2 separate regions of the Homo sapiens genome follow, and region 1 is linked to region 2. Evidence: read pairs that join two places in POLR2A ChIA-PET (ENCODE). Cell type or tissue: OCI-LY7. All regions are shown on one strand. Each heading gives the region's core, and the rest is flanking DNA. Links, peaks and the distances in the headings are about the cores only.

Region 1 (5,368 bases), core at 166-5,165, 310 kb after region 2:
ACTGGCATCCTCACTTCCACTTGTATTCCTGTGTGTATATTTTTCTGTTCCATTTTATCACGACTCCGTTCACGGACCTACCACCACAGCCAAGGTGAGAGACGGTTCCACCCGCATGGGCCCTTCGTGTTGCCTTTATAATCTTGCCTCCAGCCTTCCACACTCCCACCTCAGTACCTGGAAAGCCCTGGTCTGGGATTTCTGCGCAGTAGTGTCTTAGTGGGCAGAATGCTTGCTGAGCATCCTGGGGGAAGGTGGGAGATGCCCTGGTGGCTGCAGGGTGGAGTTGTCAAGGCGACAGGGCTTAGGAAAGAGCAGCACTCAGACCTCAAGGGGTGTGTGATCTGTGCCCAGATGGGGAACTGATAGCTTGGTGTGGCTGGGAGCCTGCCAGCCCCTTCCCCTCCTTCCAGTCAGGGCTGGGGTGGAAAGTAACCTATGTATCCCTCCTGCATGGTGTGCTGGGGTCACACGCATGTGTGTTCCAGACTGTCCAGAGAGCTCGCAGCATCTGTCTTATTGTGTGAGGTTCTGGCAAAATGTCAGTGTTCTGAGAGCAGGAGCTGGCAGCTGGGCTGGGAGGTCATTTGGATGTTGTGGCCGAGGACAGCATGTGCCCTTGGCAGCAGGCCAGATGCATGGGGAGCAGCACCTTCTGTTCTGCCCATGAAGAGGGTGCTTTCCGGAGCACCAGGCCCCGAGGAATTTCATGGTGGCCAGAGCGGGCCCTGTGGTGGAGAGGGACTGTGGTGGGGGTGGCCCTCGTAGGTTTCCCTAGAGCTGGGTCTGGAGGGTGAGAGTGGGCAGGTGCATACGGTGAGCTGGTTTCAGGCAGAGGGCTCAGCAAGTGCGAAGGCCCTAGATGGGGTTTGCTGGAAGGCAGGGTGGGATCGGCAGGAGATGGGGCCAGCAGAAGGCCTTGGGGCTTCTTCCTGAGGGACATGGAAGCTGCTGGAGGGTTGGAGCAGGTGCTGATATGATTATGTCAGCATGAGGAGAGCAGCTGGTGGGCCTAAAGGCTGACACACGTGTCTTTGCAGTACCTGCTCCACTACCTGGTTTCCCTCCAGAACTGGCTGAACCGCCACAGCTGGCAGCGGACCCCTGTTGCCGTCACCGCCTGGGCCCTGCTGCGGGACAGCTACCATGGGGCGCTGTGCCTCCGCTTCCAGGCCCAGCACATCGCCGTGGCGGTGCTCTACCTGGCCCTGCAGGTCTACGGAGTTGAGGTGCCCGCCGAGGTCGAGGCTGAGAAGCCGTGGTGGCAGGTGAGGTGGCTGCTTGGCACACTGGACGTGCCCCCTTTCCCTCTGGAAGTCTCTGTATTGCAGTGCTCACCAAATTCTATTAATTATCCATGAAGAAAGATACGGGCTGCTGGGGAACATGGAAGCTCGAAAGTACCCTGTTGCGATGGCCTGGGACAGGCTCTCCCCCTCGGCACAGTTGCCATTTAGGGGTCCCGGATGTCGAACAGGAGTGCTGGCCTCCACCGACGTCGCCGGTGTCCCGGGAGGAGGGTTGCCCCAGCGGAGAACCGCTTTTACTGAATTGAGTGGGAACTTGACTGTGATCACAGGTTACTAAACCTGGCTTCCCATCAGAAACATCTGGGGTGCTTTATGGAGAGGGCTGGATGGCTAGGTAGGTGACAGCTAGCTGGCTAGTTGACAGACACCTGGATGGATAGGGGAGAGAGCTGATGGGCAGGGTGGCGGGTGATTGATAGGTATTAATAGGTAGATCATGGAGGGTAGATGGTGGAACTCTGTAGGCCTGTGCATAGGACAGCTTTCCAGGTGGCTGGTGCTGTTCTGCATAGAGGTAGCCCTGCCTCTCTTCCCTGGCCCGTGTGCCTTGTGGAAGACCACAGCATTTGCTGATTTTTGCGTGTTTATTGTGTAATCTCGTATCCCCAGTCAGCTGTGAGTGCCTGAGGCTGGGCATCTCTTCCCCAGTCTCCCGCGCCTCCCTGGCACCAAAGCGGGTGCTCATGTGTCTTTGAACCCATGCACCCATGTTCCCAGTCTCAAGCCGGAAGCACCCTGTCCCCAAGGCAGTGTGCAGGTGGTGCAGGGCCATCTGTGTAGACAGTGTTGCCCCACGCTCGGGCTGCTCAGGGACTTTCACATAATGTGGCTGCCTCGTGCTCAGGGTTGGACTCTGGGGGGGGCAAACACCCTCTGGGGACATCTGGTGGGTGTGGCCCTGGCCCTGGGCTGCCTGGCTATGCTGCATCTGTCTTCCTTTCTGCTCTGTCTTCTGCGCTTGCTCGTAAACCTCACCTGGTGTGGCAGTACCACCTGCGTCCCATGCTCAGCCCCTCCCAGAGGAGTGCGAGCCCAGGTAACCCTGCACAGCCAGGAAGCAGCTCTACCAGCAAGTTGTTTGCTGGCGGCCCAGACTCACCCAGTCATCGTTCAGACTGGGAAGAAGTTACCCTTTGTGGGGTGTGGAACTTCTGTTCAGCCAGCTCTTCTTAAAGGCTCTGCTAAACTTGACCTGACCTTTGCCTCCCAGCTCGGGGCTGTGCACCAGAAGCTTCCGGAATCCAGGTGCCTCCTGTGGGCTGGCGGGGTGCGAGGGCCTGATCCCCCATGATGAGTGAGATCCTGGGAGGCCTCACCCACCCGGGTGCTGCAGAGCTCACGGCCTGGCTTTTGAAACCCTTTCTTCCTTGTGTGCTCTCGGCTGCCACTTCTTACGGTGACTCCTGTCACTTATCTGCCACGGGCTCAGCATGGCAGCTTGATGTGCTTCCCTGGAGAAGCCTGCCTGCACTCTGACTTGCCAGATGAGCAGGGACAGTAGCGGGGTCAGAAATGATGCAGGTCGTCACGCAATGCTGCTGAAACTTCCACGTCCAGAGCCACACCGAGTGCCCTCCATCCCCTTGTTCCTGAGCAGAAGGAGAACCTGCCTCTTTCCAGCCACTGCTGCTTTTTGTCTTATAAGCAGATGGACTGCCCTCAAAAAGGCAGAGTCCCCAGAGGCCAGCAGTGTCTCCTCCTAGGACTTGGGTCTGTGTCTCTTCTGCTGTCAGGTGCCCCAGGGTTGCCACCTGTTCTGGACTGTTACATTTAATTGTGGTGACATAGACATCACCTAAATTGTACCACGTTCACCATTTTTAAGTGTGCGGCCCAGGGACGGAAGCACATTCACGGTGCTGTGCAGCCATCACCACCATCCAGCCGCAGAAATTGTTCATCTTCCCAAACTGAAGCTCTGGCCCCGTTCAACCCCAACTCCCCACCCCCAAGCTCCTGGCACCCAACCTTCCACTGTCCTCTACAGAGTTCACGGCTCTCCTTTGAGGCCCCTCACAGGAGTGGAATCCTACAGTGCGGGCCTTTCTGTGACTGGCTTCTTTTGCTGAGCACAATGTTGGAGCCCCCGTCTCAGAATGTCCTTTCTTTTGATGGCTGAATCATATTTCATGGCCTGCATGGACCATATGATATTAACATATTCATCCATCGATGGATGCAGGCTGCTTCCACGTTTTGGCCTTGCTTTTTTTTTTTTTTTTTTTTTTTTTTAATAGAGACAGAGTCTCACTCTATTGCCCAGGCTGGAGTACAGTGGCGCAATCTCAGCTTACTACAGCCTCCACCTCCTTGGTTCAAGTGATTGTCCTGCCTCAGTCTCCTAAGTAACTGGGATTACAAGTGCCTGCCACCACACCTGGCTAATTTTTGTATTTTTAGTAGAGACGGGGTTTCACCATGTTGGCCAGGCTGATCTTGAACTCGTGACCTCCAGTGATCCACCCGCCTCGGCCTCCCAAAGTGCTGGGATTACAAGCGTGAGCCACTATGCCCAGCCCCTGAATGTTTTTTAATGATTGCTTCTGAGCTTGGGGTCTCCAGGAGCACACAGGTCATGGACCCCAGCAAGCAAGTGTGCATTTCTGAAGTATTTGTTTTTCACCCAGAGCCCAGGGTAAGACAGCTATGCTTCCTGAGTCAGGACTTGGAGGGCGTCCAGGTCACCATCTCCTACCTGAGGTTGTAGGCCACAGAGGAACCTAGGGTTCTTTGGGAGCATTCAGCAGGGGTGGACGTAGGTCCAGTTCTTGCCTTGACTTGGCCCAAGGCCTTGATCTGATTGGTACATTGGTTCCCCAGGCAGCAAGCTCTGGCACAGGGTGGCTACAGACGCAGCATCTGACCAAGGTCTTGCTGCTTTACTTACTATTTCCCTTATCATTGGGGATCCCGAAGAGCACCCTGGGGCTCAGTGCTGTGCCGGGAGGGCTCGGAACTCAGAAAAGCTGTCACACTCCCAGTTCCGGTTTATTACAAGGAAAGGACACAGGTTACCGTGAGCGAAGGCTCAGGGCGCACAGGGCGGGCTCCAGGAGAGACCAGGCGTGAGCTTCAGCGGCTCCTCGCCCAGGGGAGTTGTGCAGACGGCACCTGTTTCTTTCGGCAACAGTGTGGGACAGCGAGCACGGAGTCACAACCGGGAAGCTCATCCCAGCCATGGCGGCCAGGGTTTCCGTGGGAGGTGGTGGGCTGCATGGGCATGGAGCGCCTGCGTGGCCAACCCTGGTCACTTGGGCTGCAGCCACCAGAGATCTGGCTGGGACTCTGTGGCCCAAGGCCCTCACCATAAATGATGTGGTTAGCACAGACCGCCTGGCAGTCCAGTAAACCAAGACGCTCACACGGGGCAGGATTTTCTAGGGGCCTAGAGGTTATCCTCCAGGAGCCAGGCAGAGGCCAGACCTGCCTTTGGAAGGTACAGGGTGTGGACCCCAGCCTGTGGCGTGGCCCTGGGCTGCAACCCTCCTGCCATGGGCCCCGAGGATGTCCTTCGCCGTCTTGCGAGTGCTCCTGCACGTGGCGGTCCGGACTGTGGAGTGGGTCCACATGCTCCCCAGGGGCTGGGTTAGGGTAGGCGTGGGGTCCGGGTACTTAGCCTGCCTGTGGCTGCACAGGGACTGCCACCCTCTCCTCTTGCCAGTGTCCGCAGAGACCCTGGACCTGAGGGAGTCCCGGGCAGGAGGCAGGAGCCTGTGCTCTGGACCCAGCTGTGTTACCAATTCCCTGTATGACGTTGGACAGGTCCCCTCCTCTCTGAGTCAGAAGATCACCAAGGCCTGTTCCATCTGGAATGTTCTCGGCCTTGTAAAGTGTTTGGCCTCAACGGGCTGGAATTAAACTGGCTTTGCAGGAGAGCTACTGTCTTCCTACATAGCCAAGTCCCTGTGCCCCTCCCCTGCCCATGAAATGTGATTCTCTGCTTAGTGACAGGTGCCTTGTTTAACATAGAGGGAGTCTAACTGGAACCTGTTTTCCTTCTTCTTTCTAGGTGTTTAATGACGACCTTACCAAGCCAATCATTGATAATATTGTGTCTG
Region 2 (5,368 bases), core at 51-5,050:
GTGCCAATGATGACAGGAAGACAGCCTGCGGATGATCATCTAATTGTGTCCATTCACCTAAGTGAATAATAACTGGGAAAGCTGGACAGAGCCTGTTTATAGCTGCGGAAAGGCAGCCCATGGAACTGGATAGATTAAGAGCCTCGCGGAGTGGAAGGGAGGGCCAGGGTCTCCAGCAGGTGCTGGGGTGAGGGGCGGGGGGTAGAAGGAGGGTGAGCGTTGAGGGCTTGAGGGCCGTACCCATAGATGGCCTCCAGGTCATCATGTGAGAGTCAGGCAGGAGGCGGCTCCCTGGCAAAACTGCAGAGATTTTTTTTTTTTTTCTTTTTTAAAGGCAGTGGCCCCTCCCGCTTTCCTCCCCAGAGGCGGCCGACTGCAGTTGCTGTTAGTGGGCTGTTTGGGTAACTGCCTCGGGGTTTCCCAGTCTGACTTCCTCTTGCTCTCTCTGCCTGCACGTTCCTCCCCCAGATTATTGCAGCAGCTGCTCCGGGTGTCTTCAGTGCTCATGCACTCACCACCCTGGAATGGCCCTCCGCAGGCAATGATTTCTCTCCTCCAGAATGACTTTTTTTTTTTTCGGCTTTATTGAGGTATGATTAGCATACAGTAAAATTCATTAATTGTAATTGTACTGTTCAGTAAGATTTGACAAATGTATACAGTCGTGTAACCACAACCACAATCATGACATAGAATAAATATTTTCGACATTCCAGAAAGTTCCCTCGTGGCCTTTTGCAGTCAAGCTTCTTCCCCTACCTGAAAGCCTAGCAACCACTGATCTATCACTATAGATTTTCCTTTTCTAGAATTTTATATAAATAGAATCATAGAGTATGTAGTATTTTCAAAAATTAGCCGGGCGTGGTGGCGCAAGCCTGTAATCCCAGCTACTCAGAGGCTGAGGCTGGAGAATCGCTTGAACCCGGGAGGCGGAGGTTTCAGTGAGCCGAGATCTTGCCATTGCACTCCAGCCTGGGTGACACAGCAAGACTCCGTCTCAAAAAAAAATAATAATAAAAATAAATAAATAAATAAAAGAGTACATAGTATTTTGTGTAACTTCTTTTTTTTTTTTATATTTTTTTTGGTGGGGAGGAGGCATAGTCTCTCACTCTGTCACCCGGTATACTGAAAGCTTTTATCACAAGTGAGTATTGAATTTTTTTCTTTTTTTTCTTTTTTTTTTTGAGTCGGAGTTTCACTCTTGTTGCCCAGGCTGCAGTGCAATGGCGAGATCTTGGCTCACTGCAACCTTCGCCTCCCAGGTTCAAGAGATTCTCTTGCCTCAGCCTCCCAAGTAGCTGGGATTACAGGCAAGCGCCACCATGCCCAGCTAATTTTGTACTTTTAGTAGAGACGGGGTTTCTTCATGTTGGTCAGGCTGGTCTCGAATTCCCGACCTCAGGTGATCCACCTGCCTCGGCCTCCCAAAGTGCTGGGATTACAGGCATGAGCCACCACACCCGGCCAATTTTTGTGTTTTTAGTAGAGACAGGGTTTCATCATGTTAACCAGGATGGTCTCGATCTCTTGACCTCTGATCCACCCACCTTGGCCTCCCAAAGTGCTGGGATGACAGGTGTGAGCCACTGTGCCTGGCTGTTGTTTACCATTTTTACATCTGTATTAATGAGAGATGCTGGTCTACGTTTTCCCTTTCTGTAATATCTTTGGTTTGGGGATGAGTATAATGCTGACTTTATAAAACGAGTTGGGAAGTGTTCTCTCTTTTTCTGTTTTCTGGAAGAGTTAGTATAGAATTGGTATTATTTACACAAACCTGGAGTTTTCTTTGTGAGAATTTTTTCAGTTATAAATTCAACTCTTCTGACAGATACAGGGCTAATCAGGTTATCTATTTTTTCCTAAATGAGCGTTGACCATTTGTATCTTTCAAGGAATTTGTCCATTTCATCTAAGTTGTTGGATGTATTGGAATAAGTTTTTCACAACATCCTCTTATCACTTTTTTATGTTTGTAGGATCTGTAATAATGCCCCCTCTCTCTTATTCTCCATATTGGTAATTTGTATCTTCTCTCCATTTTTTTTTTCTGATCAGTCTGGCTAGAGGCTTATCAATTTCATTGATCTTTTTGTTTTGTTTTGTTTTGAAACGAAGTTTTGCTCTTGTTGCCCAGGCTGGAGTGCAGTGGTGTGATCTTGGCTCACTGCAACTTCTGCCTCCCAGATTCAAGCAATTCTTCTGCCTCAGCCTCCTGAGTAGCTGGGATTACAGGTGCACACCACCACGCCCAGCTAATTTTTGTATTTTTTAGTAGAGATGGGGTTTCACCATGTTGGTCAGGATCATCTCGATCTCTTGACCTCATGATCTGCCTGCCTCGGCCTCCCAAAGTGCTGGGATTACAGGTGTGAGCCACCGTGACCGGCTCTAGTTTCTTAAAGTAGAAATTTAAATAATTATTTTGGGACCTTTCTGCTTTTCTAATATAAGTAGTTCCTTTTCCTCTAATCAGTTGTTTTGTTGAATTCCCAAATTTTCATATTTTATTTGCATTTCTATTCAGTGAAAGATATGTTCTACCAATAATTTTACTTGTGGTTTCTTCTTTGGTTCTTGGGTTATTTGGAAGTAGATATTTTTTCATTTCAAAATATTTAGAAAATTCCTAGATGTCTTTTTGTTGTTGATTTCTAATTCAACATCATTTTGGTCAGAAATCGTACTTTGTATGATTTTGACCCTTTGTAATTTATTGAGGCTTGCTCGATTGCCCAGAAGTTGTCTGTGTTGGTTGGGGTTCCATCTGCACTTGAGAAGAATATGTGTTCTGCTGTTGTTGGATGTAGTGTTCCGTACATATCAATTGAGTCAATTAGGTTGATAGTGTTGTTCAAATCTATATTCTTCTGATTTTTTTCCTATTTGTTTTATCATTTACTGAGAAAGGAATGTTAAAGTTGGCCAGTATGTTTGGAGATTTATCTGTATCTAGAACCCTTTAGTCCTATAAATTTTGTTTCATATATTTGGTAGATTAGGTGCTTATATATTTGAAATGGTTGTGTTTTCTTGATTATGTGTTCTTTTTTCATTATGACATGTCTCTCTTGATCTCTAGTAAACTCTTTGTCTTGAATTCTGCTCTACCTGATATTAGTATGATGCCATGGCAGCTTTCTTATGCTCAGTGGTTGCTTGGTATATCTTTTTCCATACTTCTACTCTCAACATGTCTGTGTCTTTATGCTTCAAATGTGCTTCTTGTAAATAACATATAGCTATTTTATCTAGCCCAACAGTCTCTGCCTTTTAACTGGTGTGTGTGGCAGATTGTGTTTTTCAAAGGTAGCCCCAACAATATCTCCCATCCCACATGCTCTCCTGGAACCTTGCCACTTCCCCATCAAGAGGTGGAATTTAACCCTCCCCCCTATAATCTGGGCAGGCTTGTGACTTTCTTGTACTCAAGATAATATGGTAAAAGTGGTGCTGATTGATTTCTGAGGCTAGTGCAGAAAAGGTAATGCAGCTTCTGCCTTGTTAACAGGGACACTCACTCTTCAAGCCTTTAGCCACCATGTAAGCATTCCAACTTCCCTGATGCTATAAGGAAGCCCAATTCAGCCATCATGGAAGGACCACAGAAAATGGCTCTGAGGCCAGGCACAGTAACTCACACGTGTAATCCCAACACTTTGGGAGGCTGAGGTGGGTGGATCAAGAGGTCAGGAGATAGAGACCAGCCTGACCAACATGGTGAAACCCTGTCTCTACTGAAAAACACAAAAATTAGCTGGGTGTGCTGGCGTGCGCCTGTAATCCCAGCTACTCGGGAGGCTGAGGCAGGAGAATGGCTTGAACCCGGGAGGCGGAGGTTGCAGTGAGCTGAGACCCCGCCACTGCACTCCAGCCTGGGCAACAAAGTGAGACACCTTCTCAAAAAAAAAAAAAAAAAAAAGGCTCTGAGGCAATATGAAGAGGGCCACCATCTGACAGCCACCACATGAAAGACCTGGGCCAGGACTGCCCAGGTGAGCCCTTCCCAAATTCCTTTTTTTTTTTTTTTTTAAGGCAGGGTCTCACTCTGTCAGCCAGGCTGGAGTGCAGTGGCATGATCACGGCTCACTGCAGCCTCGACCTCCCGGGCTCAAGGGATCCTCCCATCTCAGCCTCCTGAGTAGCTGGGACTATAGACATGTACCACCATACCCAGCTAATTGTTGTATTTTTATAGAGACAGGGTCTTTCCATGTTGCCCAGGCTGTTCTCAAACTCCTGGGCTCAAGCAATCCTCCCACTTCAGCCTCCCAAAGTACTGGGATTACAGGTGTGAGCCACCACACCTGGCCTATTTCTATTTTAAGAAGTAAATAATCATATATATTTATCCCTCCTGGGGTAAATATATGTAATAGAACAGTGGGGAAGATACACATAAAATTATGCCCCAAAAAGGGCATGACCCTTCTTGTCAGGCCATTAGTGTGTGCATGCGTGTGTGTGTATTAGAGGCTGGTGTGTAGTTAAGTGGAGTCTGGGGTTTCTTGTTGCTTTGCGTAGACTCAGTTTTCTGTATACTTCGAATGATTTCAGAGCAGGATCAGAACATTCTCTTTGGTGGGACTTGTGATCTGAGTGGCTGGGAGTTTCTTTGATTCTCCTGCCTCACCCGTAGACTTCAGCAGATCCCTGAGCGCACATTCCCGGGTGCCTATTGTAGGTCTTTTGCCTCCACTCCAACCACAGTTCGCTTCTGGTTTGTACTCAGTGTAAGGATTAGAATCAACCGGAAGGTTTGTTTCAGTTCTTCTGTCCTGCCTTAAGACTTCCTAGAGCCTGGGGATGAACTCTTCAGTCCTCCTGCCCTGCTTCATTCACCAGTTACAGCTGCTCTGTACTCAGTGGAAGGTCAGGAGCCCCAGGGGGGTTCCTGTCGGTTCCCTTGTCCTGCATCCAGACTTCAGCAGCCTGAGCACATGTCTACCTCGGAGAGTATCTTTCGGCCCACCTGCTTTGCCTTCAAACTTTCTTGGTGAAGGCCCATGCAAAAGAGTTAGTGGGTGAATGTAAGCTCTCTTGAATGGGAGGCATTAGAGAGTCTATAGCCTCATGCCGTCGCACACTCAGCCTTTTAAAATGTGTTCAGAGTTTCTCTGTTTCTTTTGTACACAAGTCTGTGGCAGCCTCCTCTTCCTGCTGCTGCTGTGCCAAAAATCAAAGCAGCTATGGGGCTCTTTTCTCCTAGAAAGGGCTTTTCAAGATTTTGATTTTTTTTCCCCCCAACCTCAGCTTCCCGATAGCCTTAAAAGAAAAAAAATCCTATGATTTGTAGGTTATCCAGCTTCTTGTAGCTAGGATGGGAGTGATGTTGTCTTGCAACTTTCTGTATTTTGTTAGA

Evidence for each region. Peaks named below come from ENCODE experiments on the same cell type or tissue, not always from the same donor. Only the 100,000 strongest peaks of a DNase experiment are listed, where the experiment ranks them.
Region 1: POLR2A ChIA-PET joins it to region 2 with 7 read pairs; 1 of 35 experiments calls an interaction of 5 or more read pairs at or near these places.

Annotation. Positions count from the first base shown.
Region 1 is chrX:153,588,406-153,593,773 of GRCh38, reverse strand. It overlaps CCNQ (cyclin Q), which reads left to right. Exons shown (of 5, transcript NM_152274.5): 4 at 1,041-1,268; 5 at 5,320-5,368. Among named protein-coding and RNA genes, the nearest start is that of CCNQ, 8.0 kb to the left of the region's middle. In OCI-LY7, for the core only: no CTCF peak of the experiment used is centred there; a DNase peak (open chromatin) is centred at 2,153; H3K27ac peaks cover 1,108 bases.
Region 2 is chrX:153,896,059-153,901,426 of GRCh38, reverse strand. No RefSeq gene overlaps it. Among named protein-coding and RNA genes, the nearest start is that of AVPR2, 5.9 kb to the left of the region's middle. In OCI-LY7, for the core only: no CTCF peak of the experiment used is centred there; a DNase peak (open chromatin) is centred at 406; H3K4me3 peaks cover 725 bases; H3K27ac peaks cover 875 bases.